2 separate regions of the Homo sapiens genome follow, and region 1 is linked to region 2. The links are chromatin loops, found by intact Hi-C in ENCODE. Cell type or tissue: sigmoid colon. All regions are shown on one strand. Each heading gives the region's core, and the rest is flanking DNA. Links, peaks and the distances in the headings are about the cores only.

Region 1 (16,764 bases), core at 4,580-12,579, 880 kb after region 2:
AGCGTATGTCTAAAAAGGTGAAGTAAATACACTTTAATTAAAAACAGTTCATTGCTAAAAAAAAAAAAAAAATACTATCATCCGAGCTTTCAGTGAGTCATAACCTTTTTGCTGGTGGAGGGTTTTGCCTCAATGTTGATGGCTGATGACTGATCAGGGTGGTGGTTGCTGAAGGCTGGGGTGGCTGTGGCAATTTCTTACAATAAGACAGCAATGAAGTCTATCACATCAATTGACTCTTGCTTTCATAAAAGATTTCTCTGTAGCATGTGATGCTCTTTGACAGCATCTTACCCATAGTAGAACTTCTTTCAAAATTGGGGTCAACATTTTCAAACCCTTCCACTGTTTTATCAACCAAGATGGAATATTCTAAGTCATTTGTTATTTCAACAATGTTCATAGCATCTTCACCAGGAGTAGATTCCATCTCTAGAATCCACTTTCCTGACTCATCCACAAGAAGAAACTTCATATGTTCAAGTTTCATCATGAGATTATAGCAATTCAGTCACATTTTCAGGCTCTACTTCTAATTCTATTCTTGCTATTTCTGCCACATCTAAACTTACTTCTTCCACTCCACCCTTCCAAGTCATCTGTGAAGGCTGCAATCGACTCCTTCTAAACTCGTGTTAATGTTGATATTTTAACCTCCTCCCATGAATCACAAATGTTCTTAATGGCATCTAGAATGGTGAATCCTTTCAAGAAGGTTCTTATTTTGTCCAGATCCATCAGAAAAATTCACAATCAATGACGGCTATCATTTTACAAAATATATTTCTTTAATAAGACCTGAAAGTTGAAATTAGTCCTTGATCCATCAGCTACAGAATGGATGTTATGTTAGCAGGCATGAAAACAACATTAATCTCATTGTATATCTCCATCACAGCTCTTGAGCAGCTAGGTACATGTTCGATGAGCAGTGATATTTTGAAAAAAATCATTTTTTTCTGAGAAGTAGATCTCAACAGTGGGTTTAAAATATTCAGTAAATGATGCTGCAAACAGATGTGCTCTCATCCAAGCTTTGTTGTTCCATTTATAGAGCACAGGCAGAGTACATTTAGCAGAATTCTTAAGGGCCCTAGGATTTCTAAAATGCTAAATGAGTACTGGCTTCAATTTAAGGTTACCAGCTGCATTAACCCCTAACAAGAGAGTCAGCCTGTCCTTTGAAGCTTTAAAGTAAAGCATTTTCTGTAGCTATGGAAGTCCTAGATGGCATCTTCTTCCAACAGAAGACTGTTTCTTCTACATTGAAAATCTGTTGTTTAGTGTAGCCACCTTTATCAATTATCTCAGCTAGAACTTCTGGATAACTTGCTTTTTTGTAGAAATGGTGCCAATAAACTTGTTAGATGCAGGTTTGCACAAATTTTCGATTTGTAAAAAAAAAAAAAATAAGCAGTATGTGCAAAGTGCAATAAAGTGAAGCCTGATAAAAGGATGCCTGCCTATATAATGTAAAAGAGGTGAAGATACATAGGGCAACTATGAAAGGCTATTTAGACTGACCAGAAAACTAATTCTACACTTTCGGAAGAAATCAGTGGGTGTAGGAGGTGGCATGTTCTTCCCAGTCAAGGTCCTATTTAGAGAAAGGGAAAGAGACACCAATAATGGAAGAATGGCCTTGGCAAATCTCAGCTTCATGAAGCTCCAGAATCAAAATGTCCTTTCCTGCCCTGACTCTCCCTTTCCTTCCCTGCCCTCTAATAAAACCTTCATATTTCCACTTATACCTCTAAGTCATGCTCTCGGTACCATAATATAAAGAAAGGTTACCAAATCAAAATTCTTTAACCATTTGTTTTCTTAAGATCCATGAGCAGTGAAATGTACTATTTCTGGTGTTTACTTGACATTGTCTTTGACTAATTCTATGTGTCATAAAGTGACCTGGTCAGTTAATTAGGGGAATATCAGACTTGGTGTCTGGCTCTTAAAGACACATTTCCATCCAGTAGTTCCAGTTTGGTGTGGGTATAACCCCATCTGGCCATTTATTCCCAGTGCTTTTGTAGGCAGACATCTCGATTATATGTTTCTCGCTTTTATTATCCTCTATGACTATTTAAATAAACAATGCATATCATTTTCAAACTGTCAGTTTCACAGTATAACTATACTGAACATTTCTATGAAGAATATGGCTGATCCATTCTAACTTTAAAGAAAGTACATATAAAATGTATTATCTTAATATTAAATATAAATTAGAGGCTTTTAGACTCCGTTGCTCTAGACATGAAGTTTTTGTTGACTTTTATTTTCCTCTTTAGAATACATTAATGGACATTTTTAAACAGGGGGAAAAGAAGGCTTCTAACCTGTATCATACATTCACTTCTTATTAGTTTTTATTCTCTTAAATGTGAAGCATTTATTAAAATTCCATCCCTTTAATGTTTACATCATGCTACTGGCCACACTATATTCTACATTTTGTGATGATTTCATATAAATGGAAAAGTCAAACAATCACCTATGCCCCAATAAAAATCCCCACACCGCTCATAAAGGCAGAAAAAGTAGTTTAAAAAGTAGAAAAGCACTGAACTAAATGAAAGAGAAAAAGCATCTAATGTGCTGCACTATTGGCTTTTTCCCCCTAGAATGATCATAATTTCAGGTCTAGAATCAGACAATAAATTTCTCATTATACGTCTTTGCAGAAGGTGGTAATTGAGCAGTTGAAAGTCTGATTTTGGTAAATACATCTTTCAAAGCCATCAGCAAATTCTCTGCTCTGATTAAAGGAAGGGAGAAAAAATCTTCACACATTTATTTATTCTCCATAAAGGTAGGTAGATGAAGAGGTCAAGAACAAAATTCCATTAAATGTATCGATAAGTGTCTTACTCATTTCAGAAGCGTAATTTTTGGCACTGTGGGGCCCTCCATGGGAGAAGTCCAATGGGATTCTAATTGGACTGTAAGTGGACAAAGCATTCTCTAAGAGTGTTCTCTGACTTTGCTCACATGAACATTAGGCTGCAATTGTGACTAAAAGCTTAAACATAACACTTACGACTTACTCCTTCATGACTTACTCCTTTATGTTCATAGAAAGATTAGATCAGAACGAACACAGAAAAAAATGCTCTGGGTAATAAAGCAAGTGTATCTAATTAGCATTAGTGCAGTGATAGAGTAAAGCAGTTCGCTGTATTAAGTTACTCCACTTGCAGCTTTATTTCTGGCACTAAAAGAAGCAGGCTTGCAGTAAGTTCACATTAAGCCTGCAATAGCTCTGTACATATTCAATGTGTTTAAAACCGACTAAGGTACCCGAATTCAGGAACCCTCCAATAGTGATTAGTGAGTGATGCTATTTATAGCAAAGTACAATTCCTTTAGGAATCATATCAAGAATGTCTTGGATGGTCTCCCGTTACTCAGATAGACTACCTATTTGCTTAATTGAAAAGCAAAATTGTGCTTGTATCAGAGCCACACATACTTGCCACTAAAAACAAGAACGATGCCAAGGCTTGGATCCTCCTTTCCCTTAGAAATGCTGTTAGGAGTCTTGAATTTATTCTGATCAAGAGGAGTCCAAGAAGCTTTCTTACAATGCTGAAACATCACCAGCGCTCAGGAATAAATCCAAAATATGGTCTTAAAACATGTGCGCACACACACACGTACGTGTACTCACTCAAACAATCTTTTGTGCACCAAAATAAAAGTTCAAATCAAAACCCAGCAACTACAAATTCAATTTTTGACCTGTTACATTCAAAATCTGTTGCATCCTGTAAATGAAGGTGCTCTAAAGAAAACTACTGAAGCACTGATTATCCCATTTAAAGATGCTTCTAAATTTTAGTGTCTTTAACATCAGATAAAAATAAAAAATTTGATGGCATAAATAGAAAATAAAGTCTTTCTTAGCTATGTTAGGATCAGATCCTGTTAAGCACACAGTGAAAATATTTTTAAAAGCCCTCTAAAAACCAGGAGGCAGATGTTCAGGTAAAACCAAAGCCAAGGGATTGTTTATTTTAATAAAGCTATTATATGTGTAGACCCAAATTAGGAGTGGCACTCAGGCCAGGAGATGTCTAAACCATCACCACCTGTTTGCCCTGAAAAATCAATTAAAGTCACACTTTCATAGCAGCCCCCTTCTAAACAATAAAACTTTGCTTCATCATGAGACTTGAGGCGCTCAGAGGGAACATGTTTGAAACCTAAATCCTTAGTCTCACATTACTTATAAACTAACCACAGTAAAAACAGCCTTCGGGGTAGTGGTAGAAATGGGAGGGAGAAGGAGATGACAAAGACGAGGAAGGGGAGAAATCCCTTTTCCCATTTATTTCATACTGACAATCATACCTCCTTTTGGTGAATTCCAATAATTTCTTCAAAGGCTCTATTTTTTTCTTTTCTTTTTTCCTCCTTCATAACAGAATTCTGCACTATATTTTCTGTGCAATAGAAGAGATCCAACTTTGCAAGTTGAAAGCAAGGGCACTAAAGCCATCGCAAGTGTTTTAGTAATTAAACGAATATGCATAATGAACCATATGCCCAAAGGGCCTGTTCTTCATGTGGGCCAGATTTTTGTTTGAATTTTTAATTTTTATATACAGATGAAACATTCAGTGTAATCTACCAACAGTGTGAGATAACATGCAATCAGAGAAAGTGCGAGGGACAGTCCACGCAGAAGCAGGAACAGGAGAGACTACAGAAATGCTCTTCTGAAGATTTTGATTCAAATGTGTTTTCCCCCTCCAGCAATTGTTCCCGTCATCTGCTCAGAGTCTTCAAGACACACATATAATGAATACACTGACAGCTTTATACAGGATGAGTAAAATACAGTGCCGTCAGCCGAAAAGTGTGAAAATCTCATGGGACAAACAAGAATTTCTTTAAAACAAAAAAAAAAATCCTTCTACACCCATCAGTCAGACTACCATCTTGAATTACAGGGAATCCTTGCAGGTCTCTTTCGGAAGCTACGTAAATATTATATTGCAGGCTGTAGGACACATATATTAGCAATTTGAACTGATCTAAGAGGAATGCTTACTTCTCAATGATGCAACTGTGCATAGTGGGTAGAAAATGCTCGAGGTGGAATGCAAGCTTGCACTCCCCACTCCTTCCTACAGCAGCAACACAGACTATGAATTTAAGGAGTTCATTATGCTCTTCACAAACAGACAGCTCCCCGATATTTCCTAAACTGCCATTGGGAAAGAACTAGTAAAACCTTTCTTTAAGCTTTTCAGTGTCATTTAGGAAACACTGAGTTATAATCAAAGCAATATAAGAGATACAGAGTCTGATAAAATTGCTATATCAGCTCTCCAGACACACAAGATTGAGTTAGGATTCTCCAATGCAGAGAGGAGATCTTTTTTCAAATGTGTCTGTGTATCATTTGAAGTTTACAATGATGGTCTGGACAAAGTTATCACGTCCTAAATGTGGGTTGGTCTTGCATATGCCTAATTCAGGGGAAACATCTCAGAATGGGGGTGTGTTGGGAGGGGTGAGGTTGGGGGGACGCACCGAGGGAATCCTAAAGTTCACCTATTTTCTACATATTTAGCTGAAATAATAACCTAAAAGGAGAATGCTGCACGGGGTGTTATGGCACTGCGAAAGGATTATGAAAACAAATTTGATCAAAAGTCAAAGTGAAGCCTTGGACCCTTTTAAGCCCCGCTTTGGAACACAGAGATGCTGTCGTTTTCACTATGTAAACACCAGAAATGGAATGCAGAGCATTTAAAGAGCAAGTAACAACGGTACGGTAAATAACATCTCTTATTGCTTTCACTCCTAATTCAGAGTTTATGCCTTTGACACCGTCTAGGTTACTTGATCTAGTGGTCTCAGTGGAAAGACAGATAAACTTCAACTGCAGGCAGAAGACAAAAATTGACAAGGAGCGTCACCTTTCCTGACTGTTTAAATCCTTTAAGGAAGTGTCTGAGCAATTAGAGAGGGAGTGTAATCTTTGCAGAGTGCATTAACACTCTGCGACCTCCCAGACAATAGATCAGACCTCAGACACATAATGCTTCCCTAAGGCTTTTTAGCCAGTGTATTTGATCTCTTAGTCACTCCTGTGTTACTGTAGGTATCATCCACATAGAAGGCATTATTCATGAGCACTACTGTCCACTGACTCTCAGGCTGGACTGCAGTCAAGCAAAAAGCAGGAAAGACACCATAATTCTCTGCAGCACTTCCTGTATCTTTAAGATGGAAGCTGGTGGTAGGTCCAGATCTCTGGAAAATATTCTTTCACATTTATCTTTAAGCTACGAAGTCTGTAATGTAAAAAAGTGTATTAGCAACATTAATACCCATAGGTCATTAGATGATCATGGGGCGTGAATGGAACCAACCCCCAAAACATGCCACACTTTTTGTTTGTAAAATGAACTTCATAAGAGAGTCATTGGGAAAAATACCATGAGTGATAAACAACACTGGAATATGCAAAAGAAAGCAAAGGGGGAAAATCAAATAAAATCCTTGCACTGCAAGCTTTTAAATCTTCATCTATCCTGCAGGTTACTCTGCAGGACACACTAGTCAGGCAATAACCTATTTCCTGATGAACACGTCCTGTTCCAACTGCTAATCTCACAGTGGAAGCTTGGCTTTTACCATTTATTATAAACATTTTCAAGAACTGCTTACCACGATGTATTTTTTAACGGATTAGATTTTGGTCAGCTGCTAACAGAGCAGAGAACTGAATATTTTTTATATGAAGGCTGCAAAATAGGTTTTCAGAGTGTCTGACTTGCATTCCACTCCTCTCCCTCATGAGTAATTGGAAGAACAATTGAAACAGAATATAAGAAGGCCAGAGGTTTCTTTTCTTTCTTTTTCTGCCTCTTCTATTATATCATAAAAAAAATTCTGGATCCAAGGGTACAGCATATAAGACATTACTGGTTTGAACTTTACCATAAGACTTAGGGAAATGTTCAGAAGAAAGGCAGAGACTGCAATTCACATAATTTGCTCAAGACCATCACAGTTATCTGTTGATGACACTCAACATCTAAAGCCTAAAGTGTTTAAACCAAAATAATTACATTTTCTTAGAATCAAGGCAGCTCCACCTTGAAAATGTACACTGCAAAGGTTTTCTAAATGAGACTACAAGAAAATAGGAAAGTTGAAAATTAGTTTTATCCTTTAGAGTTTGCATTTTCAGATTCAAACTTAAAAAACCATAAATGAATATATATAGTCACAAAAAGCAATTTAAAAACTCTTGAACCTTAACTAGCAGAAAAGAAAGATCTCCTGTCTTCCAAATGCTTTCACTTTGCTTTGACAATGCCTCATGCCCAAAATAACTAAAAGAATTGAAAAAATGTTATCATATTCACTATGTATTGTCTAATGTTAAAAATATACATATTTATGTTTTGTTTTTATCCCTAGATAAAATAGCTTTCAAGAAATTTGTGATCCTAGTCACATTAAAACTAACTTGAAACACCTAACTAAGGGAGGAAATGGCCTCTGGAAGCAACTAGATTTGATACTATGATATGAAGGAATGTCTCTGTGAACACACACACACACACACACACACTCAGCGTCATGCCTAAGCAAGCCATGTCACACCCAAGAGCAAAGGCCTTTATAGAAGTGAAACCTAGCCAATGACATAAGCATCAAATTTTAGCTGCAGGTTAAAGAACGTAAAAATGAAATTAAAAAAAAAAGAAGCCTTAAAATGGTTATTTTCCTAATGAAATCTGTACCAACTGGGCAGTAATCTGGATCTTATTTCTTCTGCATAAGGAAGAATGTGCTACAGAATATTCAAGAAAATTATTATAAAAACAGAAAAGTACACAACATGAAAATTTGAATTTTTTTTACTAATGTAATAATTTCTGCTTATAGACGATTGTATCAAATTAAAAATAAATTGCTGAAATTAAAATCCCCAAGAAGTAGCCCACAGAAATTTACCTTAGGATTTTATCATTTATGAGTTTCTATCGCCACCTGCAGGACTATCTTTAAGTAAACTCAAGCGATTGCCAAGCTATTTGTTATTTTTCTTTCCTTTTCCTTTTTTCTCTCCCTCCTCTTATTCCCCAACCCTGTTTTTGATTAAATTTCCAGGAAATCAATTTTTTGAAAACATGTAGATTATCAAAAATGTAAAAATCGCCAATGAAATGCAAAATCAAATTTGCCGAAAGAGGTGCAGTTAATGAGGCCACAGTCGGCTAATTTTTTTTCACAGCTAAACACACTATGCATTTTCCTATTGTGAAAAGTAGAATTTGGGGATGGGGGTAATGAATTAGCCTATAAAAGTTTCCTTGCAAAAAAAATTGAGGGTCTCGGTGATTTCCAAGGAAAACTGCTCTTGCTATGGGACACAAAATGTTTATAATTGCATGTACCTAGCTTAACCCAGAGCAGAAGAAATGTGGCTATTAACAAAGGCATACTTAGCTGAAGAAGCAATACTCTATTCCTTAAAGAGAAGACAATGTAAGACAAGGCTTCACTAACAGCATCGCTAAAGCCTAATAAAGAGCAAGGTTTTAGAGCAGAAGTCAAAACTTAAACACCTCCCAAACACAAAAACACCGTTCATCATCATCATCATCCTTGTCATCATTGTGATCATCGTTATCATCTTCATTACTCTCATCACCATGGACACAACATTTTGATGAGGAAAATTCACCTGTTCCAACGGAAGAGTCAGTCAAGTGAGCACGAGGTAGCAATACAGATTTACATCTCCCTACGGCATGTTACCACTCTGAATAGCAACTCCACAGACTCACAAACTATTTTTACTCAAATGTAAGACCTGAGGGAAAATGTACCTAAAAAAAAAAAAAGCAGAGTCCAAGGATCCTGTGTATATGCAGTTTGTACTCAAGAACTAAAACCGTAATTTCAAAGTTTATGACTATACAAGCCGTGCATTGTAAAAGTAGTGTAGGACTGAGAATCCTCTATTCAAACAAATGAGGAGGCCTTGGGAAAATCACTTTCTGAAGCCTGCAGCTTTCTTCTTCCCCTCAGACTGACCATGAAAGCCCCTCCTACCTCATTCTGTGGCTCCATCTTTCCTATATTAAAAACAACAGCTGTTGGGTCTTGCCTAACACCAATGGGGCCCACAAGTATATTTCTGTTTTGTTTTGGGTTTTTTCCTTGACAAAATGAAGCATCCCAGACAATGAATTAAAACAGAAATTTTAAAGAGCTTGGGAAGCAATAGAAAAGTCATTTTAAAAGGCCAAAACCAATATGGATTTAGGTAATAAGAGAATCCCAGGGAGACTAGAACAGTCAGTAAACACTGTGCAAGAGCAAGGCTTAGATGATTACATATTGAACCTGATTTTGATTAAATATCAAAATCTTTTTTTTTGTATACGTGAGATGGGGATGATCAGGCTTTATAATAAAAATCTCCCTCTAAAACACATCTGTTATTTAAAAAGCCAATGACACAACCCCTAGATAAAGGGAGCAGTAACAAAACACACCTTTCTAAATCATAAATCAAATGGCAAAAGTACAACACGCTGTAGTAAACCCTGACCAGACCACAAAGAAGGCTTCTCTCCATAAACATCAGATCAGGCAGCTAGAACGATTACTGGGCTCTCTAGTAACTGTCACCTGTGGTGGGTCTAATTACAGGCTACCCCAGCAAGCACGCCCACATCACACAGCAATAAAAGGGCCCTCCGCTTGCCAAGCACAGCCAGACAATGGCGAGCACATGCCACCTGATGGGGAGCCCCAAAAGATCAGCCAGAGAGACTAATAAAAATGACAGCTTAGAAACAAATGACAAAGCTCAGACTGCAAAAAAAGAAAAAAAAAAAAAAAGCAATATCAAATTAGCCAGATATCTAAGTGCTGAGCATGTTCTTCAACAGGTCAAAACCTACATAAGGAATTGGTTATAACTGTTTTCACACACACCAGGTCCCCCTATTTCTAAATATTCTTTTCTGTTTTTGCATCACACAAAATGTTTGCACATCCAGGTGTCACATACAGAAACAAATGAAAGGGGAGAAAAGGCATTCAGTTCTGAAAATATCAAAAATAGAATCTTCTCAGATTCAGGGGCTGTGATGGCAGTTAGAGATTTTCCAGCTCTCTTCCTCCTCCTGGCTGCCTTTTGGCCATTTTGCTACTAGTTAGCACAATTCCTGGATGGGCAGGATCAAGAAAAAGCCAGAAAAATGCATAACAGACAAGAATATGATGAAGCTGCCAGGTTGTTTTTGGATTTTAGCTACTGATGCGGCCACAGGCTATTATGATCAACGGAGGTGTACGAATAAAAAGAAAGCAACATCTGGTAACAGATGATTTTCACTAGTTCTAGCACCCTTCCAAGAAGCATTGATTAGATGCCTACTGTGTACCCAACATTATCCTAAGCAGTAAGGATATGCACAAAGATGAAAGACTGGGCCTTTGCCTTTCTGCAGCTTGCAATATACTAAAACAATCCTTCAATCATGAGGCTGTGTTACACTGCATAACTATATAACACATGACATTAACCGGAAGTATTAAGTCATTGAAATAAAATACCTCTTCTTTTTTTTTTTCTTTTTTTGAGACGGGGTCTCACTCTGTTGCCCAGGCTGGACTCAAACTCCGCCTCTGTCTCTGAAAGTGCTGGAACTATAGGCATAAGCCATCTATTTTTGACATGAACTGAATTTATTAGGTCAAGCATGAAGAGTATCATCATAGCCTTGAGGGAGAACTCTGCTTGGCATCTGGTGGTTAAATAGACATTAAGTAGCCCTGGAAATGATTGACTCCTGAACACCAACCACAGCACACAATACCAAGCTTTGCATTTCCACCCTGTCATTGAACAGGTTCTCAACAAGTCCAGGTCCACAAAAACAGTTTGCAATGAAATAGCACATGAGTGTGTGTGTGTGTTTTAGCGAGGCCTTTCTCTGAATTTGAAGAATACCATCACCCACCAATAGTTATATCAGATAGCAGTAATTCCTACCCATACTTGTAACCCATTCCATGTTTTTAAAATATTTCCATGCTTATGACCTAATTTAATTCCCAAAGAGCACATTTTTTCTTATGATATGCTTGTTTTCAAATATAAGGGAGGATGATAGAAGAAACTTGGGGGAATAAAGTAGGGAAACTAAGGAGGTGAGGAGGGCTTCTGGAGAGAGGCAGAGTAGAGGGGATAAATGGGGTGAGGAGGAAGGAGAGAGAGAGAGAGGGAGGGAGGGGGAAAGGGAGGGGGAAAGGAAGGGTGAGTGGAAAATAGGGGAGGAGGGTTGATAGACTTACGAGTGCTCAGTATGAAAATTCATTCCTGCATTTCAATATCTAGCAGTGTACTAGATACTCGAAACCATCACTGCTTGTGGGAAGGGGATGGAGAAGAGGGAAGAGAGAGGAGGAAAGAGGGAGGATCGGGAGAAGGAGCAAGCCTGAAGAAGGTGGTAGTCAAACATCAGCTGCATTAAGTTGCTACACGACCTCTGGAGTCTTTTCTTTAAGATTGAAGATCCTAAAATCTGGATCAAGCTCAGTAGGGTATCTCTGGAAAGCAGAGTGAATTAGACTGCACTACTTGGGATCTGTAAAAGACAAGGAATCCGTATTAGTCAGGGTTATCTAGAGAGATGGAACTAATGGAATAGGAATATATATATATTCATATTTGAGTATTATCATAGCCTTGAGGTAGAGCTCTGCTTGGCATCTGGTGGTTAATATATATGAGTTTATTAAGTATTATCTCACACAATCACAAGGTCCCACAATAGGCCATCTGCAGGCTGAGGAGCAAGGAGAGCCAGTCCGAGTTCCTCAACTGAAGAACTCGGAGTCCGATGTTCAAGGGCAGGAGGCAACCAGCATGGGAGAAAGATGTAGGCTGGGAGGCCAGGCCAGTCTCTGTTTTCACATTTTTCTGCCTGCTTATATTCTAGTTGCACTGGCAGCTGATTAGATGGTGCCCACCCAGATTAAGGGTGGGTCTGCCTTTCCCAGCCCACTGACTCAAATCTCCTTTGGCAACACTCTCACAGACACACCCAGGATCAATACTTTGTATCCTTCAATCCAATCAAGCTGACATTCAGTATTCACCATCACAGAATCCTGAAAAGAAAATTCAGAGAAGGCAGAAAATATGTGCTTGCAAGTGCACACCAACAGAAAGCTCAGAAAAGGCAGTGGTAGTGACACAGGGTCCCACGCAGAGCCTGGACCTACACACAAAAGGGGGAGCTAACCATTTACATCTACCAGGCTATGTGAATATGGCTGTGCTATGATTACAATAATTGAGATCTAATGTTTACTAGTCAAAATTGGAATGCTCCAAAAGAATAAGTGATTTCAGTCGATCTAGCTATGATTCTGTCTGGAATCACAACTCACAAAATTGAAAATATAAACATGAAAATATGCTAAAATAGTTAATAGTGTCCTTTTAAATTTTTAACAGATAATCTTTTTAATGCGATTACTGTAATTTTATTAAATTGCATAATTAGTTAATGCCTGAGAACCTGCCAATAGAAGGTGCAATTATGTTGTAAAAATTATGCTCACAATATGCAATGATGGATTGTTCCTATTTTAAAAAAGTGCTGAAAAAAACTTTAAAACATTTTGAAAGTATATTATGTAGTCCTTCATGAAAAGGAAGACTAGGGAAACTATCTTATATATGTTAAAACCATAAGATGCCAAATATTTTAAGCATTGAATATACCTATATATTTTGCATATATGTGTATATGGTTCTGTGTGTGCACTTATATATACACACTTTTAAGATGTCTAAAACCCCTCTTCTTCTGGTTATTGTAACTGAAATTTCTTTTTTCCAGCTTTACACAAATACTTTTAATTTTTGAGCATCAACTGCACACACACCTAGCAAATGGGCAGCGATGTCTGCTCTGCACATCCAGTTGTGACTTCTGGTGGATGTCATAGCCAATGAAAGAGCTTAATGAAATGCAGGTGCATTTCGTTGTGAGTAAACTGGTGACAGAACTTAAAGTAAATCTTTTAGACACAGTTAACACATAAATATCGAAAGCATCAAAAAGACATTTGACCAGCATTATTTAATGAGTCGAATCTCAAAACAGTGTTGCATTTGTCATTTGTACCAAAGCAAAATGAATCTGAATGTTTTTCGGTCCACAGAGAAATCATGGAAAACAGCAGTCCTCAAGGCCTTGCCTTTGGTTTTTACTAAACTGCTTTCACAAAACATTCAACAGAGCAACTTTTAATTTCCCAAATGTCCTCTGCTTCTTCGTGTTCATGCATGTGTGTGTGTGTGTGTGTGTGTGTGTGTGTGTGTGTGTGTGCACAAGTACATGTGTGTTGGAAGGGTTGGCTCTATTACTGCTACTGTTGTTTTTAAGTTCTATGTGAAATTACTTCACATTTTCTCAATATTCTAGGATCTCTAAAAGCTAAAAATTCTATATATGTTAAATATGGGATATTACCAAGCGAGTGGACAGTTGTATTTTTTAACTTTATTGAGGGAGAGGTTGATTGATGCTTTAATTTGTGTATCATATTTCAGTCCTTGTCAACTCTGAAAAGTAAATTCTTTATTTCCCTATACTCAAAAAATCGGAAAAAAGTCACAGATGTTAAAATCATAGCTTTATGAAGATACTCGTTGATATATGGTAGATTTAGATTACTTTTTAGATCAAACATCCAAGTAAAAATTTAATAAAGCAAAGAATCCATCAATGCCCCACAAACTTGCCTCCCTTGATACAATAGGTGTGTGCCTGAAATATCGGTGGAAAAATGAAACTGCATAAATGCAATTCTATGTTAAAAGCATCAGAACTTTGCTGTTTAAAATCACCTTCTGATGATGCCATCTGTCAAGTAAATAATATTTTAACATATGAAAAATGCATTTATATAATAATATAACTTTAGGACTTTTAATAGACAACATTGGGGTTTATAAAATATAAGTATGTCATAACAAAACACCCATACATGATTGGATCTACCAATATAAATATCACAATGCAAAGTTATCTTTTGAGAACAAATTTATCTTTATTATGATCAAATAATGTATTTGCACTGAGACACTGGGTATATAAAATAGAGATCCCCACTAGACATATGGGCCTATCTCTTTTATAGCTATTATTTCAAGATATTTTAAAGGAACATAAGGGGTGGTTATTCTCTTCTACCCCATCCCTTTTCTGAACAACTTGGAATACTTAAAAAAAAAAAAAAAAAACAACTGAAAAGTCCAATGCCTTCCATGATCCCTTCCACTAGTTGTTTTCTGTTTTTACTTTCTTCTCCCCTTGAAAATCCCTCTACATCATCTAAAAGCATTCCTCAAAGGTGGGGAAAAACAAGTCAGACTGTAATTTGGGACTCAGTCTAGAACCAAGGCTCTAGGGTTTTTCAAATTATCCAGCTGGATTCCAAGGATGCCAAATGCATGTGATGCCCAGGGGCTGGGCATTTCCATGTTTGGCTTCTTTAATTTTGGTCTCATCATCACTTGTGAATAAAATAACTGAGCTAAAGAATTATTCTCGCCCATGTAATGAGGGTTTCTTTCCTGTATAGCATCACAGCTTGGAACAGGCTTAATCCCCACACATAATATCTAAATACAGATCTGAAACAATCAGTATGGTTGGTCCCGGTGTCACTATGTAAATACAAGGACAACAAACATTGCATCCTGGGCATCAGTGAGAGGCAGAATAGCTGAAGGGTTAAGCCTGCACAGACTAAAGCAAGATGGCCTGGGTTTCAATTCCACCTCTACCTCATACACACACATGAGCTCTGTCACTGTACTTGACCTCTATAGGCTTATTTTTCTCATCTGTAAAAAGAAGATAGTAATCACCACCTACATCAGCAGGTTGTTGTGAGAACTAAATTTATAAAATCCTTGGGACAGTGTCTAAGCACTGAAATAACATGAACTATGAATAATAGTTCAAATAGTCAAAATCTGTGTGGGAATGGCCATGTACACGTCTTGTGTATGTATATAAATGTATATACATGTGTATAAAATACCACATATATTTACAAATCTATTCATAGGGAAATATACAGGTGCACTTACTTCAAGGCAAAATATTTCAGTTCTATTTGGCCTCATTCACTAAGTCAACATCTCATATTAATTTGTTTTTCAAATGGGAAAGTCAAGAATGTTACTTTCTGAAGGAAGAAAAAAGAAAAAATATATCCTTAATTTAATATAACTAAGTAAACCTTAGAAAAGGCAAGATACCAAAATATCTGAAAAACATAGGGGAAAGAGAAAGACCCAGAAGACAAAATGAGAAAGATTTTCAATGTTCATCCTAACAAGAAGAACTGAGTCTATAGAAACTTGACTTGGAATGGTCTGACCACCCTACAAATGCCCATGTTTAATTTCTTATGATAACAATAAATTCAACACTATGCAGCAACATTAACATAGCAGGTGCATTACTGATAACTTTCTTCTCTCATGTTGGGAATACAACCACTCCTGTAAGTGTAGCAGTGATAAATCGCATGGTAGAGGAAGGTGATGCTTGGGTCATCTAGCAAGGTGAGTTCTCTCACGTTTGTCCATCCACTTCTGACGAGACACCATGCGGACCTAGATCTTAAGAGCCTGCTTTTCTTTAACTGCTGCTTTCAACAAGATACGATTATGTTCATGCACATGTACATAGGCATCCATGGAAAACGTATGGTTTGCTTTCATAAAGTCTTAAAATTGACATTGAGAATAGATTAAACATGATTCTGCAATGTTCATGTTTGTATCACCTGGAGCTAGAGTCTAGAACATAAAGTTAATATTTTATGTTTTCTCAAAAAACAGAAGAAAAACACATCCCTTCAGTTCTGCCCTTAGTTTGTTGTGTTAGCATCACTTCCTGTACTGTCACAAGAAGAAAAGCCCCACCAGGGACTGGTTCAACTAAAATAGCTCCTTTCACACCTGTGTAGCAAACCCTCAACTATCACATTCGCTAATTTCAATTAGAGGACCTGACTACGGGTCATTTAATAAATCCTTGGCTTAAAACCTTGCTTCAGACAGCGCCTCTGTTCTGCCCTGTCATGCCAAGGCGAGCAGTTGGAACATGAACAAAGTGTCACAATGACGAATAAAGACACCAAGCAGCATTCTGTCAACAGATCACAGGAGAACATCCGTCAGTGTGTGTCACCCCTGACAGATATGGCAGTTGCATAGTGAAGAAAGGCAGAGGAGAGCCTGGGCTTGAGGATCCAACATTTTGCAGAAAGACAACCCATCATGAAGCCCCACAGACTCGGGGACACAGCACTACAGCCAGGGCAGCCCCCTAGGTGTGCAACCCGCCCCGCCAATCCAGTCCCCTACAGACAGCTAACAGGTCTACAGGCAAGGTACATAAATGAAGGCGTTTTCAAAGAAAAGGACATGAAAGCTTGGCTACCCATAATCTTACCAAAAGAAGAATGAAAGAAGATGAAACGGAGGCCAGGTGCGGTGGCTCAAGCCTGTAATCCTAGCACTTTGGGAGGCCGAGATGGGTGGATCACAAGGTCGAGGTTCAAGACCAGCCTGGCCAATATGACGAAACCCCGTCTCTACTAAAAATACAAAAATTAGCCGGGCATGGTGGTGCGTGCCTGTAGTCTCAGTTACTTGGGAGGCTGAGGGAGAAGAATCGC
Region 2 (16,764 bases), core at 3,977-11,976:
AAAGTTCTGGGCCTAAATTTTTGCAATAACTATTTTAATTTGCACTTCGTTTTGCATGTGATGACACAGCCTTAGCATTGTGGTCACTTATAATTTTGTATCCAAACTATGTAGCTAAACACATTTGAAAGCAGAAATTCATCAAAAAGGTATCTTAATATCACTGCTAACTTGATTTTTTTTATCTTAACTCTTTTTTATGGCATTTTCCAAATTTTCTATAATGAGTGTGCATAACATTTATAAATGGAAACAAATGAGCATATCAAAAATTATATTAAAATAAAATACCTTGAATTAATTTACGGAGTTTCTCAGTGGGTGGTCTGGGATAGGAGTTTGTTGCAGCCATCTTTGGAAAATACAGTCTGTCACAGAGCCCTTCTGTTAATATGTGGTACCTGACCACTTCCTCTCTTTGAAAAACCACAGGCTGAATGTTAGGAGACTTTTCTAGTTGGAAGATCTTGCACAAATGTGTAGGGTTGATTTCCATGAACAGGTTGTTCCCTGAAAGGTGAGCTGTCTTCCCCGGTCCGTTCCATGGGGCTTGCTCCCTGCATGTAGGCAGCCCTTGGTTCCTTGCCTTTGGCCTACCTCTCATCTCTTTAATGAGGCAAGAACAAAAGCAAGGCGAACTGTTACTGTCAACTACTGTGATTTAGGCAGATCCTCAACACCATTTGGCTTTGTGTTAGATACTGCTTTATTTATATTATTTATTGTTCAACAAAAAATCTGAAATATAGAAGTCATGATGCCCATTTTACCAATGAGGAAATCTGAATCTTGGAAAGAATACCTTGTGCCCAAGGTCACAAAGTCAAGAAGGAGAGACACACAATTTGCATCCAGGTCTGTCTGCTTGCCAAACCTAGAGTTTTTCTGCTTTTCTCACCCAAAATTAACAATGCCATTGGAACCACTATAGAAAATTTTAAATGAAGACTAAAATCCTTTCTGCAGTCTCTCAAACCAAAAAGACAACTTCAGTTCAGTTCACCAAACTCTACCTGGCGCATATATATATATATATATATATATATATATATATATATATATATTTTTTTTTTTTTTTTTTTTTTAAACAGGCAAGTAATAAAATCTTGAGATATTACCAAATCAGTGAAAAATATGAGTACTTCAAAACTCCTTTCTCTCAGAACTCACTTTGAGGCAGAGCCTTTTACTACACTTTGTTAGGGAAAAGAAGGGAGAAAAGTAATGATTGAACTTATTTCTGGCCAGATATTTTACATATATCCTTTTATATTCTTCTCACACCCAGACAGTTTGATCACTTTTCACTTCAGAAGAGATCAGAGAGATAAGTAACTTACTCAAGGTCACAGAATCCACAGATCTGGGACGCCAACTCAAGTTCTTTTAGAATCCAGTTTGGGGCAATCTCTTCCAGCACAGAGTTTCTCAACCTTGGCACTATTGACATTTTGGGCCAGATCATTCTTCGTTGCATGAGGGCAGAGCTGGGGATGGGAATGGAGGTACCATCTGTGCATTGTAGGGTATTTAAGAGCATCTGGTGTTTCTCAGGTGCCAGTGGCACCCCCCAACACCACCACCAAATTGTGAGATGTAAAAATAACTTTATACGTTTCCAGACACTGCAAAATGTCTTTTAGAGGGGAAAAAAACACCCCTAGTTCTAGTATTTGCATATATCCAAATTGTTCCATGACAAGAAAAATAGTTAAGTGAGTTGATACTTGAAATAGATTATACTTCGGGCAATTTTTATTATAATTGTTTTTCGGGTACGTTGGAGATTTTGAACAATAAAACCAGAATTTTAAGAGGCCTGTAAACACAACAGCCTCTTCAATGAACAATCATACCTGCATATCTTCTAAAGTGAGGGATAAAAATATAGTGGCTGTAGTAGATTTGTGATTAGTTTAAATCGGAGAGGATTTTGGGAAAGCTCAGACTCCATTTTTCTAGTTATCTATCCAAACCCAACGGAAGAGGGCTTTTTATAATTAATCTAGTTAGATCCAAAAGCATTGAATATAGGCAGTATTTGAAGCAATTTTGAAATACATTTCTCACTTTGGGGTTGAGACATGGGTCACCAAACAGGCATTTATTTGGAAAGGCCACAGCAGCTGAGCCTATAAAAAGAGATCACAACTGCTTGGCCTTAGGAGATAGACAGTGTTTAAGAAGACTCATAGCTCACAATATGGTAAGTGGCTGCTTCCTACTACAAATGAGATGGATGTTTGCAAAGAAAAAGGAATGATGACCCATAGCTGAAGTGAAAAAAAAACAAAAACAAAAAACCAGGAGCAAATAAAGTGTTGCCTTCAGAATTTTGCAAAAAAACATCTGCTCTCCCCAGGTTACACCCAGTTGCCCAACTGGTACCTGCTCTCTGCTCCGCCAACCTAAGTGAGCCGGAACAGCTGCCTTTATCTTGGCAGAGACTTTAGAGGGGCTGTTCTGCCTGTGCAGTCTTTAAGCATTTCATATCTCTGTGTGGCTGGCCATGTCTGTATCAGGCAGTGCTCTGACAATAAAGAGCCATTCAAGTTTCCCTCTGTGACCTGATCCCATCAACACTCTGATACTGGAAAAATGCCATAAATACTGTTCACTCATTTTGTAGCCTGGAATAAAAGGTCTTTACAGGAAGTTATTATCAACGGTCTGTAAAGAAAGGGGTCAGAGCTTTGCTTCCTCCCTTAGTCGTGGGAGTCACCCCAGCCAAGTTGGGACAGGTGAAGAGGCTGCAGAGAGAAAGCCCTACCCGGCCTGGGGGGGCACCTTGGGTTCTCCCCATCCCCGCCCCAAATGACACCACCAAGATGACTCCATCATCATTACAGCCTGCGGAAACTGTACCTGTGGGAGATCCAAGAAAGGGGACAAAGCGGAGAGGAGGTCAGATGCAGAATGCAGAGATATGCCACACGACATCCTTCAAATCCAGAGCTGCAAACCTCAAAGCTCCTCTCCCTGGGAAGAGTGACTGCTTTCCCTCCCCCAGGAACTGTCCAGCCCCACCCGCTGGGCTCCCACCCCAGCCTCAGGACTCTCATTCTGTAAACTTGGTTGCTGAAGAAAAGTTAACTTGGCACTCATCTTAAGTATTGACTATCTGTCTTGAGGGTGAGGGCTGTAAATTCTCTCTCCTAAGATCCAAGTCGATTTGTTATCAAATCAGGCATTGAGAAGCTGATTCATTGCTATTCAGCGCTATGCTGATTTATATGCAGAATGTAAAACAGATGCCTTATGTGATACATATTTATGGTGAGTGCTGTTCTAGGAAGATTTATTACGGATTCCTTTGTCGGGGTTTGCATGAGCAGAGCCATGATGACTTGTATTTCCTCTCAGCTGCCAATGCCAAACTCATTAAAAAGAGGTGTGACTATTAATATACATTGTAATACTGACAGGCTCTAATTTATAACACCCTGGCTGGTTGGAGCATTCTCCTGACTTGAGAGGTGGTTTCTGCATTTCTTTCTCTGTTGCTAAATGGTACAAATAGAGATGTATATTCTCTCTTGCCCCCTCTCTCCTATTTCTCTCTCCCCTTGCTCTTGCTCTCCCTTTCTCTCATCCCTTTGTCTTTTCCAGTCGTCTAAGTGAACTCACAATCTGCTGAAAAAGCCAAGTACTGCACTACGGAGATCTTTTTTTTTTTTTTTCCTTCCAGGTCAAATATGCCAGGGGTTTATAACAGTGTAGAGCTGCGCTTTAATGCCCGTAAACACATGTTAACGGTGTTATTCTCCATGCTGGCACGCTGTCTCTCTAGGCTGAATTAGCAAAGAAGAAGTTTGGAGCAGGCCATGTCAAGCGTCTTGGCAGTGGCCGTGTCTGACATGAGGCTCCAGAGTTGAAGAACATATGTTGCCCGGTACAAGGAAATCTGAAATCCACTGCCCAGAGGGCAGCATTGGGGAGAGACGCATGACTAAGAACAGGAATCCACAGCAGATGGGGGCAGTTAATCAGGTGAAGGATGAAGGGAAATGGATTGTTACCTGGAAGAGCTGGCAAAGGAGCCTGGGGCTGATTAGAAACCCCTCTCTTGGGAAGAGGTTTGACCAGGGCTCTTGGAAGGCATCAGAGGAATGACGTAAGACAAACAGTGTGCAGGAAAATCACTGTTTATTCCATCCTAAATTTGAAAAAAACTAGTTCCTAGACAGAAAAATATCAGTGCACATAGCAAGAGTTTTTATTTGAGTGTTGGGAGCCCCCAAAAAGCACCTTTGAGAGAGGATGTGGAAAGTCACCGTCTATAAATGTGTTTTTAGTGAATTCACGAAGGATGTTTTGGCTAAAATTGATTTCTGTGAAATCTTAAAAAGCTGAACAGACAGAAACAAACAAGCGAGCCTCCATCTTTCCACGTGAGGCAAGCCAGCAGGGATGGACCATGAGGCACTTCTCTGGGTACAGAATTTAAGGAAGCACCAAAAATCTTAGTAATCAAGAGAAAGAATATTAGAATGAAATATACTGAAAAATCAAAATGAGTGCAAACAATCCATGACAAAAAAAATATCAAAGTTCAGGCCGGGCATAGTTGCTCACGCCTGCAATCCCAGCACTGTGGGAGGCCAAAGTGGGAAGATCATCTGAGGTCAGGAGTTTGAGACCAGCCTGGCCATCATGGTGAAACCCTGTCTCTACTAAAAATGCAAAAATTACCTGAACATGGTGGCACGTGCCTGTAATCCCAGCTACTCTGGAGGCGGAGGCACGAGAATCACTTGAACCCAGGAGGCGGAGGTTGCAGTGAGCTCAGATGGCGCCACTGCACTCCAGCCTGGGCAACACAGCAAGACTCTATCTCAAAAAAAAAAAAAAAATTGTTCATAGGCTTCACTCACCTCACTCTAATCCCAGGCAAGGCGAGGAAAACATCCTCTTTTACATCTGTGTGCCCTTCCCTGTGTTGAGCACAGTATCTGTTAGTCAACAGCAAACCATTCAATAGTGGATGAAGATGATGGTCATGGCAATGATTTGACCACCGATGAATGATTTCAATATGAAGCTACCCTTACATCTTTTAAAATCAGTATAGCTAAATGTCACCAAATCATTTTGAAATTGGAGCTAATTTTTTATTAGAAAATTAATGGGGGTTAAAAAAGCATTTTTTTTAGGTCAAAAGAGTTTTTCTAGGCAACCCTGACACCAGAAATTTCTCCATTTCATCCAATGTTTAACCATGTATTTCTAGAAAATACCCCTATGGAAATTTATGGAGGTTTTATGTTGAGTAACTTAAAGTGAAATACATATGTAATCCATATGTATGTAATATATGTATATTTAAAGAAGCATCAAAGTCCTCTTACTGCAAATTATAGGCAGAGTTATAGGGAGTGCCATATCACGGCAGCAGGAAGCAATGTGTGCCTGGGTAAGGAGCCTTACCGTTCCAATGTTGTAGCATTTTGAGTTCTTTCAAGATAATGAAATTCTGCAGCAAGGAGAAAGAAACACTGCGATTTTGCCACACACCACAAAATGTTCTATGTTTCCCATTATAAAAAAAATACTGGCATCCAAGATCTCCTAGATATGAATAATGTTTGCCTGTGTGAACAAGGATGAATTTTTTTTTCCTCTAATTAAACTCCCATGAGACTCAAGCTGCTTTGGAGTTGATCTTACTCAGAGAATGCTTTTCTCCTGTCCTCCCGCTCCTCACTCTCCTCTTCCTCCTCCCCTTCCAGTCTGTAGAGAGCTTCCCAGAACCCCACTCAAAATCTCAGTAATGTCAGCAGCCTCTCTCAAGCCACATGGCGAGGGTACAGAGCTAGACAGCAAGACAGCAAGATAAGAAGTGAGCGCCTCTCTGTCCCTCTGTGGACCTGTGGTTCCCTGGAGCAGTTTTTAAAGAAAGGCATAGACTGACATGGTTACAACCCAGTTGACATGTCTCACAATAAGAAAAGCTACCTAGTGTATGAATTGTTGTTTTGGACTATTCTTCTTGAGTAAAGCATTTGCCTTTTATACTGAAATAGATCAAACAATAGCAAGAATTCTGCTTTAAAAATACTATTGATTATTTGTTATCACTACAGCCATAGCATTCTTTTTGAACTAACTCTGACTGTGTCATTTGAATGCCAGCCAACACACCATTACAAGCCAGGTACTCACCCTGCAAAACCAGTCTGAAAAGAGAAGGCTGGCCAAAGGCTACTCAGATGTAGCCTGGTGGCAATGAGGGCTCTGGAAAATGTGTAGCTGTGACTAGAAATCAAATATGAGTGAGGAGAAAGCCTCTCTCTTTGTCCGAGGGAGTGATCACATGTTGACAGCTGGAATTTACATGGCTCCTTATTCAATAAACTAGCGCCTTCCCTGCATTCCAACATCAGCAACACAATAGTGGCACAGAAGCAAACTGACACATTACACATGGTCCAGCTGTCCCGCCTGTCCACTCTCCACGGATGCCTCCTCCTCCTCCTTCTCCTCCTCGGTCTGTCCCGTCTTCCTCCAACATGGGGTTTCACTTCTGCAAGATCTAAACACACACTCATTGGATGATGCCTATATCATGGGTGCTTGATTTTGTGTGCCTTCCAACACTTGCCTGCATGCAAGATATGAGTTCTACATTAAAGATGAATAACAAACAAGCAAGAACTCAGGATACGATAAAAACTCAAACAAATGTCTTCCACTTCATTGTCAGCTGAAAAAAAAGCTGTGCGTGATCAACGTTTCCCACATCAAAATCTTTCGGACATCACAAACCCTTACTTTGGGTGTGCGTGGTTTTCTTTATGAACTTGAACACAAAGGGAATGTGACCTGTGGAGTAGTAAGTGGTATAACTAGTGCAAATTGTTTTTATTACCTCCTGTACAAAAAATGGTCATCTGAAAAGAAATGTGAAGTTCCACAGTATCTGACAGTATACCATGCTTTCTCTGAATATATGTGTGTGTGTGTGTGTGTGTGTGTGTGTGTGTGTATAATATTATAATTTTGGCAACACCATGCACTTTTTGGTTAATAGCTTCTATTAAGAAGTCCCAAAATTTTCCCAGAAGGAATGTTGTATTAGGGACAATGTCTGTTTATAGTGGTGATGTATATTGTTTGGCAAAGCACAGCAGAGTACACAAAACATACATCAAATGACCCTGTGCCTCGTAAACCTGTCCATTCAGTCTAGAAATTTTCCTGCTTAAAATATACACTTTACAGATTATGACAAAACTCATCAGTAATTCCCACACTGCTCTATATCCTTAACATATGGAAAAGGAGGGAAAAAGGCATTACGTGTTATGAAGCAGCCATTAAACTTTAATCTCTACCACTAGGGGGCAGAATGCAGACTTTTCTAAACTGACTGCTAGGCAATCAACCATCACATCATTGTAACATTGAAGACACTTCAAAAAGACTCAGATGTTTAACTCTTGTGCTAGTGATCATACATTCATATTGGGCTGCAGGCCAAAAGAGAGAAGAAAAAAAATCCAGAGACTTGCGGCTGAAAAGCTATAAAGTGGTGAATTTTACCTTAGAGCAAAACCATCTTCAGTGACAAATTTCAAAGGCCATATGTATGTGATTTTCATGAAAAGCAGACGACCCTAAATTTCTTTGTTTAACTGGAAGCGATCTTCCTTACAGAACCAGCGGATTCTTTTTTCGTAATTCCCCTTGTTTATTGTGCTGTTAGAAAATTCACTTTCCTTTTTAGCGCTACAATCAGGATTCTAGAAATGCTATTTAATGCCAACGGGTATTTCATTAACACCGCCACCTCCAGCATCTTCAAGGATATCACCTCAGGCACAACGTTACTGATGGAGAATGTTTAGAGTATTCTGATAAAATAGGGTTCTTTCTTTTTCCTTTTTAAATTAAATCCTCCAACGCAACCTTTATTCTATGGTAACAGCCCGATGTTCCCTATCAAATTTTCCCAAGACAGGACATTACAGTTTTTCCCCTGTAATTAAAGCCACAAATGTCTAAAAATGATGAGTCAATAGGATTACAGACATTACTTCTCACAAAAAATTGAGTTTTGACTCACATGTCCTATTGAGGGGATTTGCGACTTAATAGCCACATATTTCAATTTACTTTTTAGGCCCTGTAACCACATAGTTGTAATATAGTTTAGACTATTGTAAAAGCTGAGAAACACACCCAAACCTAATCAGTGGCAGGTTTCCTAGGTTAATAAACTTAAGGAATAGTTTTGGGGTTATGGGCAGGGTTCACTTGTCAGCTAGACATTCTGAGAGTTTGCAAATTCAAATTCCAATACATTTGGTTTTTTTCAAAAAGGAGACGACTTTTGCTTAGTTCCTATTTTCATGAAATTGTGATCCCAGGAAAGCTGGAAAACCCAGTGAAGTGCTGGGTTTGACATTGTCCCTGCCCCCACCTGTGCTTTCTTTTAAAGCAAGGTGTTTCCTAAACAGAGATAGTGCCGAAAGGAGACACATATCGCTTTTTGCATCAGGAGTGTTACTTGATATGTATCAATATTTCCTGTCAGCGCCAACAAAGCAAAATCTTGGGCCTTACGGTATCCTTAGATGGCTAAATATTATTTGCTTAAGTCAGCGCGTTCCAGACCCTTTATGTGGCCTGACAGTTGATTGGGAGAAGTCCCACGAACTTTCTTAAAGTGTGCAGTCATCCGTTTGGCGGCCGGCTCCGGGGGTTCCACATGAAATCCTCTTTAGATAAATTCATACTTGCACAGGGTGATTAGCCTTACAGCTTGGTTGGCTCACTTATCTTTAAAAGCTAGACTTCCATGATCAATGTGGGCCTGAGATTGTCTTCCAGTAACTACCTCTGCTGCGATCTCCAAAGCTCAAAGCTGGTGAAGGAAGATGCAACCTAAAAAAAAAAAAAAAAAAAAGAAAGGAAGAAAAAGAAAAGGAATTCTTTTTTTCTGCTCAAAGATGACAGGCTGAAGTTGACAACCTAATCCTTCAGGCTTGTCTTACTTACTGAAAGGCTCAAGTAATGTCAAAGGAACCATCTGATAACAGTCTACATGCCAAACCTAACAGCTTTATTGCAACAAGAAACTTTCACATTAAATTTCCATGTGTTTTCTCTCCACACTCCTTCTTAACTTTACAGCACACTCCCCACCTTTTTTTTTTCCCAAAGAAAGATAAGTCTTCCCTGCTGCAAAAAAAAAAAAAAAAAAAAACCAACAACAACAACAAAAAACAAATAGAAACTGCTGTATAGGCCAGCTGGGATATAGTCAAATTAGTGGATTATTATTACCTTGGGGACATTAGAAATCAAGTTTGTTATTGGCAGTTCCTGTTTCTGTAAGAGCTGTTAATAGCTAAAATTTAAAGGGTGTTTGTCGATCAACAGAATGTTATTTTCTTAAGTGGGTAACTGCCATTTTTCTTTTTCACGTTGCTCCTGCTGCTGCTACCTGGCACCAAGTTTACCTAAAAGTTCAGCCTCCCTTATAACTAGAAATAAAGCCAGTTTTCACAGAAACATAAAGCACACCTTTTTCTGGACTTACAGTTGTGACCTAAGAGAGCAGGTGTATGAGTTAGGAGTCTCAAACTAAAAAACCTTTTAGAAAATGGTATCAACTTGTTAAGCACACTTGAAAAGATAATAAATACAGACATTGTAATATAAGTAAGGGTGGCTCATTCTTTTCGTGTTCTCCGGGTGTTATATAAAGAATGTTTTCAGTAAAATACAGATCCTTCTGTGCTTACACTTTGTGACATTCTTGCTGGGACAGTTTTACATTTTGAAGCTAAACAATTCATTTAAGAATTTTAGCTCAAGTCCATGGTTTTTTTGTTTTGTTTTGTTTTTGTTTCAGTTGACGATGGTCGTACTTCTCCATGTTCTGAGACCAGTTTAAACAAAAACAAAAACCAGACAACAACCTTGCAAGGGAAAGAATTCAGAGTAAATAAACAGTCTTTTTCTGGGAAGTAAAATATTTCCCTAAGGTAAGTTACTTTTCCAAGGGAATTACAGCATATCCCAATGTGGACTAACAGGCGTTTTCTTCTGGTCTGATTAACATTTAGGAAAAAATAGATTCCTGAAAATAGCCTATTGTGTAATTATGTGTCTGATTGGAACAGCAAAATGTCTTTGTTAAACATCTTTTTAAAAACCAATTTTACCATTTCCTTCCAAACATTTGTTAATTTAATTGTGTTAACCCTTGCATCCACATTATTGGTCATGTGGCTGGATTGATTAAGAACAGACAGGGATATAGATTTCCACCTACAGAAACTCTTTTCAAGGGGTTAATCAGCTGGTAACTTGAGTTACAAATATATTGGGGAAAATGGTACTTTTGGTAAGATTTCTCACAGTGTATTCTTCAGCTATTTTTGAAAATTATACCCACAAGTTACATCACATCTGTAATAAACTCTGCACTTCAAGCTGCAGAACCTTCCAAGATATTCTGTGGAGTTTGTTGTATTTTCCCCATTTCTATATTTAAAACAAATTTCCTACCCATCCACCCCCTCCTTGAATTCAGGGAAACACAAATAACTCATAAGCTTTGCACTGAAATGAGTTTGTTTTGCTTTCATGCCTAGTATTGCTTTTGAAATTGTTCAGCAGTAAAGAAAAGAAAAAGCTGCTGGTATTAGCTTTAAACAACCGCCACAAACATATTGTCTTCCTATTTATTCTAGGTTTTCTTTCAGCCAAAATCAGACTTGCAGAGTTATTCTAGAGCAGTTGGATGACATACAAAATCACAACCACCAAAATATACACTATATCTTTATAATGGGTTTTATGTACTCACAGATACACACACACACTATGTATATATTAAACAAAAATATGAAATTGACTCATTACAAAAGTAACCATCCGGGTATGTGAAAACTAAGAATTGTGACTTTGATATTAAGATATGTCCATTTTGCAGATGGAGAAATTGAGATGAGAGCTCATCCACAAGATTACCCATCAATGAGCACCAATAGCAACCAAATCCACTAGAAGACTGGGAGCTTTTAAGTCAAGAAACTTACATCAGTATCATCATTCCAAGAAGCGGTATCCAAGCTGTTTTATCGAAAGTGCGCATGGGAGGTAAGAGTTGGGAAAGATATCTGCAAACTAAATCTGGGGGATGCCTCTTCTTGAGGAGCTGGGGAAGAATAACCATGCTCAAGAATGTTCCTCTTTTAACAGAAACCCCTTTCTGAGGCACAGACCCTGCAGGCTCTGAAGAAATAGGATAGATTATTTCAGCTCTCTCAGCTTGGGAAGTGTGTTTGGAAGAGCATCTTCCTAGCTGCAATAATAAACAGCTCCAGCTGCAAGAGCTTTGCTAAACAAGCCTGGGCAAAACCGTTGGATTCCTTTCCTTTGACCATCTTAGATTTCCCCTGCAAGAGGCAAGGCAGGGAGCCTGCCCTGGAAATGTCCTCCTAGCCCTGCCCTGTGCAGCTCTGCGCTTCCCCAGGAACACACTCCCTCCCCCAGTCCGCCGCCCCACTTTTGTTTTATTTACGAATATGTTGCCAGAATTCCAATGAGTTATCTATTCTGTGGCCCCTTCATTTTCCCACCGAGGCCTTGTCGCCGGCTGACTCAGGGTCCAGTCGCAACAGTGAGAAGAAAAGAAGAGAGCAAAAGAATTCTTTTCAACTTTTTTTTTTTTTATGTTTCACTCATTTCTCTCTCTGTCTCCCCCAGGCCTCCTCCCCTCTCCTGCTCCCTCGTTCCCCCCACTCCCCAGCCTCCTAGGCTCTCCTTTACCCCCTTTATGTTACACGATCGCTCAAATTGAAGCTCAGGAGGGTCCTATAGGGAATGCATAGGAACCCTGGGAGAAAAAAGCCCCCAACAAGCTATACACCAGATGTATAACGTTATATGGTCAAACTGGCAAACACAAAAGCTGAAAAACAAAAGGCGTGAATTAGGGAGACGCATTCAAAGGCGTGTTTTCAAAACAGCCCGGCCAAGAGCCTGGATCCCCCTCCTGAGACTAAATGCTTGAAAGAAAAGGTGCTAAAGAAAGAAAGGAAAAGAAAAAAAGCCCATTTTTTCTAATTAGCTGAGGCCTAACAGGCGCTGAATTTCGCAACTAGTTTTCATCAAGGGGGTTGTGGCTCGTGAAACTGAAAAAAGATGCTTTTGAAACCTGTGATGTAGGCCCTTTCTCGGACCAGAGCTGGTCTCTCTCCTTGAGCTTTTTTCTCCCCCTCGCTTTTTGGGTTCTGCCTTGCTTCATATCTTGATCCCTTTTTTGCACCCTCCCCTCAAAGTACAAATATTATTTGGGCTTAAAAAGAGAGCAGGAGGGAAAGCCACAATGGCCCTCCCCGCCCCTCTTTCTGTCTGGTAGGCAGGGGGTTTTCCTTGCCAGCAACAGTCCTGAGTCGCTATGAATCTCATTCCAAAGCTCCGCAGAGCACCAAAGGGGAGGGAAAAGGTGTCACTGCAGGCTGAGAGTGTGTGTGTGTGTGTGTGTGTGTGTGTGTGTGTGTGTGTGTTTTCTGTAAACGCTGGGCTTAAAATTAAAAACCCTCCACTACTGTGATTTTAGATATTTGGAGGATGGTCTCTCGCTGAGCGTTTTTGCAAATGCAACTAGGCAATGTTTTCTAGGCAGCAAGGTAGATTCCCAGAGCAAAAGGTTTTGCTCCTCCTGCGCTTTCAGAAAGGACACACACAAGCAACCTGAATTTTTTTTTAATTCTGATTTGAAGTGTATAAAAGGATGTTGCAACCAGAGAGTTACTAGTCTTCTGCTGCATGAACAAATTATGAACTTGCATTCTTCAATCACATTTCTAATAGGAAAACAAAGCAGAACTCGTGGGTGAGAGTTGGTGGGCCGCCTGCGTTTGGAAGGGAGGCAACTTTAATTGCCGTGCTGTCTGGCTCGGATCCCTGTGGTCCTGCGTGGTGTGTTTTAGTAACAAACACTTGTTCTAATGAATTGGCCTTATTAGGGGGCTCCTCATATTCTTTTATAAAGAGCAGAGCTATTCTGAACTTCTGAATGCAACAGTCTCTTGATATTCTCACACTGAAGGCTGTAGTGTGGGATTGCATTCCCTCTCCTGTATTTTCATAAGGCTCGTATTTTTTAATGGCAGAAGAGTGAGCAGTGGTAGAAAGGTAAGAAAACTACAGAGCTTGCAGGTACCTGCCATCCATGGACCCAGGGCCATCAAAGAGGCTTGCAAAATCATTATGCTAAAGATGTATTTGCCTTCACAGCTGAACAATCCGGATTTTAGGTCAGTCACCTCCTGGCACATTTAAAAAAAAAAAAAAAACTCATGGCAATGGATAAAACAGATTCATTAGCTTTGATTAACCTTCTTTAACTAGAGTTAAAAACCTGCCGTAGGCAGCTCAGCTACCAATGCAGCCTTGAAGATACTTTATCATGTTTAAGACCCAATTACTGTTGCACTGAGTAAGAATAAAACATCACAATAAAATGTGGTACAAACCGCAACTCTAACGCACACAGCAAATAATCATTAATTTACAACAGCAACTTTCCCATTTCTATGGTTTTTCTGATGGCTGCACTTAGTTCAAGTTGAATACCTTGGAATTCGATGCTGATATGAGAAACTAGTTCCCCAGCTGTATTGACTGATGGCTTTTTTTTTTTTTCTGTCTTATAGCTTTAGTTTGGAGACTCAGAAGACTCTTTTAAAAATTTCCAAGTAAAATAAAAAAGAGAAACTAAAGTCAAAACAGGGTCTGTGGAACTAGGTTTATATAAGAGACAGGGAGGGAGAGAGAGAGAGAGAAAGGATTAAAATGGTTGAAACTTTAGAATTTTATAACAATTTCTTATTAATAATTGGAAATATTTCTAGTTAGAAGTTGTAAATATTAAAGAAACACAGCCCAGTAAAGTCAGCATTGAGTTAGTTCAAAGAGTTATCCGTATGATATGCAAACTTCTTGAAAGAGCTACAGTGAGGTCTATTTTGTGCATCTTGTAAGAAAAGAGAGCTTGAGAAGAACTCCAGCACACAATGAGTTAATTTTGGACAGGATTTGACTGAACAGGGAATAATGAACAGTGAGATACTGCAGCTTTCAGGCAAAACAGAGTAACAACAATTAAAAAGAGAGAGAGGGGATAAAGGGAGAAAACAATCTCCAGTCAGTTAACTAACAAGAGCAGCCCAGTGTTTGAAACAGATAAAACAGAGGCCACCAGGAACGCTGCTGCTGCTGCCGCTGCCACTTGCTTTATGCCTGGGTGTGGAAAGCATTACAACATTTGTGAGCCAACTGTTTGTGGGTTTCTTCTCATCTGCTTTAAAATATTTGGTTTTGCCGTATTTCCATAATAACCACAACCACACTCTCCTCTCCAAAAACCCCCCACAACAACAGATGTGTGTTCTAAAAGGAAATAGAGACACTGATATAATCAGACACTAGTTAGAGTGCTTTCATACTAAATTCTCCAGCAAATTCACAACAACAAAAAACTCTCAACCACTGATGAAATTAATCTAAGATCCTTGATTATTTGAAGTTCTAAAAGTTTCCATTTTGCATTTTGTTTTTGAATGTATAGTGCTTTATTTATCAAACTGCAGCGTAATTTTCCCTTCAGTTTGAGGCTGCGATTGTGAAACAAATAAATTGAAACTTAAGGGCCTGTTCTCTCCAAATTTAGTTCCATTATCACTTTAAGAATGCATGCTACTCAATGATACAAAAGGGATGTATGTAGCTGGTTATTTAGTTGCTAACTCAGCAATATGTCAGTTAACACAGCACTCCCTTGTAAAACTCCTTTTACAAGGTTGTTTTCTCATTGGAAGTCTCCATTTGTGTATTTGTGTACCTATGTGCGTGTGTGTGTGTGAATATCGGATATTACATGACAGCAAGATATCTTTTAAATATTTAAGATTTACAATTTTAAAGAGAGAAAACAAGAATAAAGTTTTGCAGAAGCTTAAAAAAAATTTAAAATCAGTTCACACTTTGAGCTAGAATGGGGATAGTAGTGATATTTCAAATATATTAATTATATGCCTCTCTCATAGCTATGATATTCTTGTATGTATTGATATGCACTCACTTAAAGTATATTATGTGCTCTACATAATATTAGATATTCTAGAGCATTAAAGAGCATCAAATGCATTTGGTTGCTCTCTACAGTAAGTAATTTTGGCCTTACAGAAAGTCATTTGGCCACAGTGAAGTAGCCTTTAACTGTGTTTTACTTGGAAAAGTTTATTTAATCGTTATCCTCTGCACATACTCTTAGAACATGTCCATATAACAAAATTGTAGTTGAGGGAGGAAAGTAGAATTGTGAATTTAAAAAAAAAATACTTATGGTAATGATCCTTTTGGCTTCCTGCCTCTATATAGAAGCTGGAACCACTTAACCCCAACCTACAGGTCCAGCCCTGACATGACTGGAACTCATCTTGACCTTGGGTAAGGGGAATTCAGGGAGCTGTAGACCAGGAGTTCATCAGCCAAGCGTGAAGTCCCCTTGGCCCCTGGACAAACTCTTCTCTCATTTCTCGAGGCTGGGCTCAAGGTTGATTTCACAGGACAAGGCTTTAACTCCTAGTCCAGTTTAATGTGTTTCATCCTGCCCATGTGCCCAAGTACAACTCATTGCCTTGTTTTCCTGTATAGTACCCCTATTCTGGGCACCCTACAACAGGTTCTCTTAGAGTCCTGCCAGCTCTCCCATTTCTGGGGCTCAAGACTGGAGATTCATGTGATCTACTGTGTTTACCAGATGCCCTCCATCTTGGATCTCTACCCATGTCTGTTGCTAGACAGCCGTGGAGCCCTATTTCACATTGTTGCTTAGTTATCCACCAGTCAGCTACTCTTGGACTTCCTTAGAAGCCCAAACTTTTTACAGATCAGCCCCTGGTGATTGGTCAAAACTCCAGGTTCCGGCCAGTTCTGCTCTAGCTGGTCTCTCTCATAACCTTTTGAACTGGGCAGAGATGCTAGCACAACGGGTAAAGAAAGATGAAAAAAAAAAGCAACAAAACTATAATCAAGATTGTTGGAATCTTCAATAGGCTTCCTTCCACATATCCCTTGCCTTCATTACCTTATATTAACATTCTCAAGTTCTTCAGTATTCATTATCTTATATTAACATTCTTAAGTTCTTGAGTATTTTTGGAACTATCCAGTCTCTAGTGGTTATGCCAGTCATTGTGTCTACCAGAGCTATGGGAATTTTGTCTCCAGCTTTCCAGTCTACTCCCAGTGACAGCCCGGCAGAAAAAGATTTATAATCTCAAACCCAACAAGGAACATCAATGAATGTTTTATAAATTCAGTAGTCATTTGCAACAGTCAGTGACAGAGGCAAGCTGGCTAATTTCAAAAGGGAGTATCCCCCTAGTCTGATATGTGGGCATTTGGAGGAGTGGGGAAGGCCTTGTCCTGAGGCTCCTCTGTGTACTGTAAAGAAATAGAGCCCACAGCATGTGCTCTAGAATCAGACCACGCCAGCTTCCTCCTAATAAGCTGCCTCTGCATTCCTAATGTGGAAACGAACATGAAGCTTCACAGCAAGTTATTATCTTAGAGAAGGCCCACCTGGATGATATCAGTTTTCACTGCCAGACCCTCTTAATAATTGGCCTTTGACACATATCCAGGTGTCGTCTTAGATCATAAACACCTAAGTAGCTGTAGGAACAGTGATTTGAATAGCAGCCCTTTGCAAATTTCCATCTTAAAACTTTTAAGTAA

Evidence for each region. A loop is a pair of places that touch in the nucleus more often than their neighbours do. Peaks named below come from ENCODE experiments on the same cell type or tissue, not always from the same donor. Only the 100,000 strongest peaks of a DNase experiment are listed, where the experiment ranks them.
Region 1: it touches region 2 in a loop (7-fold over the local background); 3 of 110 quality-filtered maps call a loop at or near these places.

Annotation. Positions count from the first base shown.
Region 1 is chr15:94,404,403-94,421,166 of GRCh38, reverse strand. The region is part of intron 17 of MCTP2 (multiple C2 and transmembrane domain containing 2); the gene reads right to left. Among named protein-coding and RNA genes, the nearest start is that of LINC02852, 180 kb to the left of the region's middle. In sigmoid colon, for the core only: a CTCF peak has its summit at 8,011 (motif pointing left); no DNase peak of the experiment used is centred there.
Region 2 is chr15:95,282,650-95,299,413 of GRCh38, reverse strand. LETR1 (lymphatic endothelial transcriptional regulator lncRNA 1) reads left to right here. Exons shown (of 4, transcript NR_034095.1): 2 at 9,860-9,992; 3 at 10,946-11,112. Among named protein-coding and RNA genes, the nearest start is that of LETR1, 36 kb to the left of the region's middle. In sigmoid colon, for the core only: a CTCF peak has its summit at 7,299 (motif pointing right); no DNase peak of the experiment used is centred there; H3K27ac peaks cover 1,450 bases.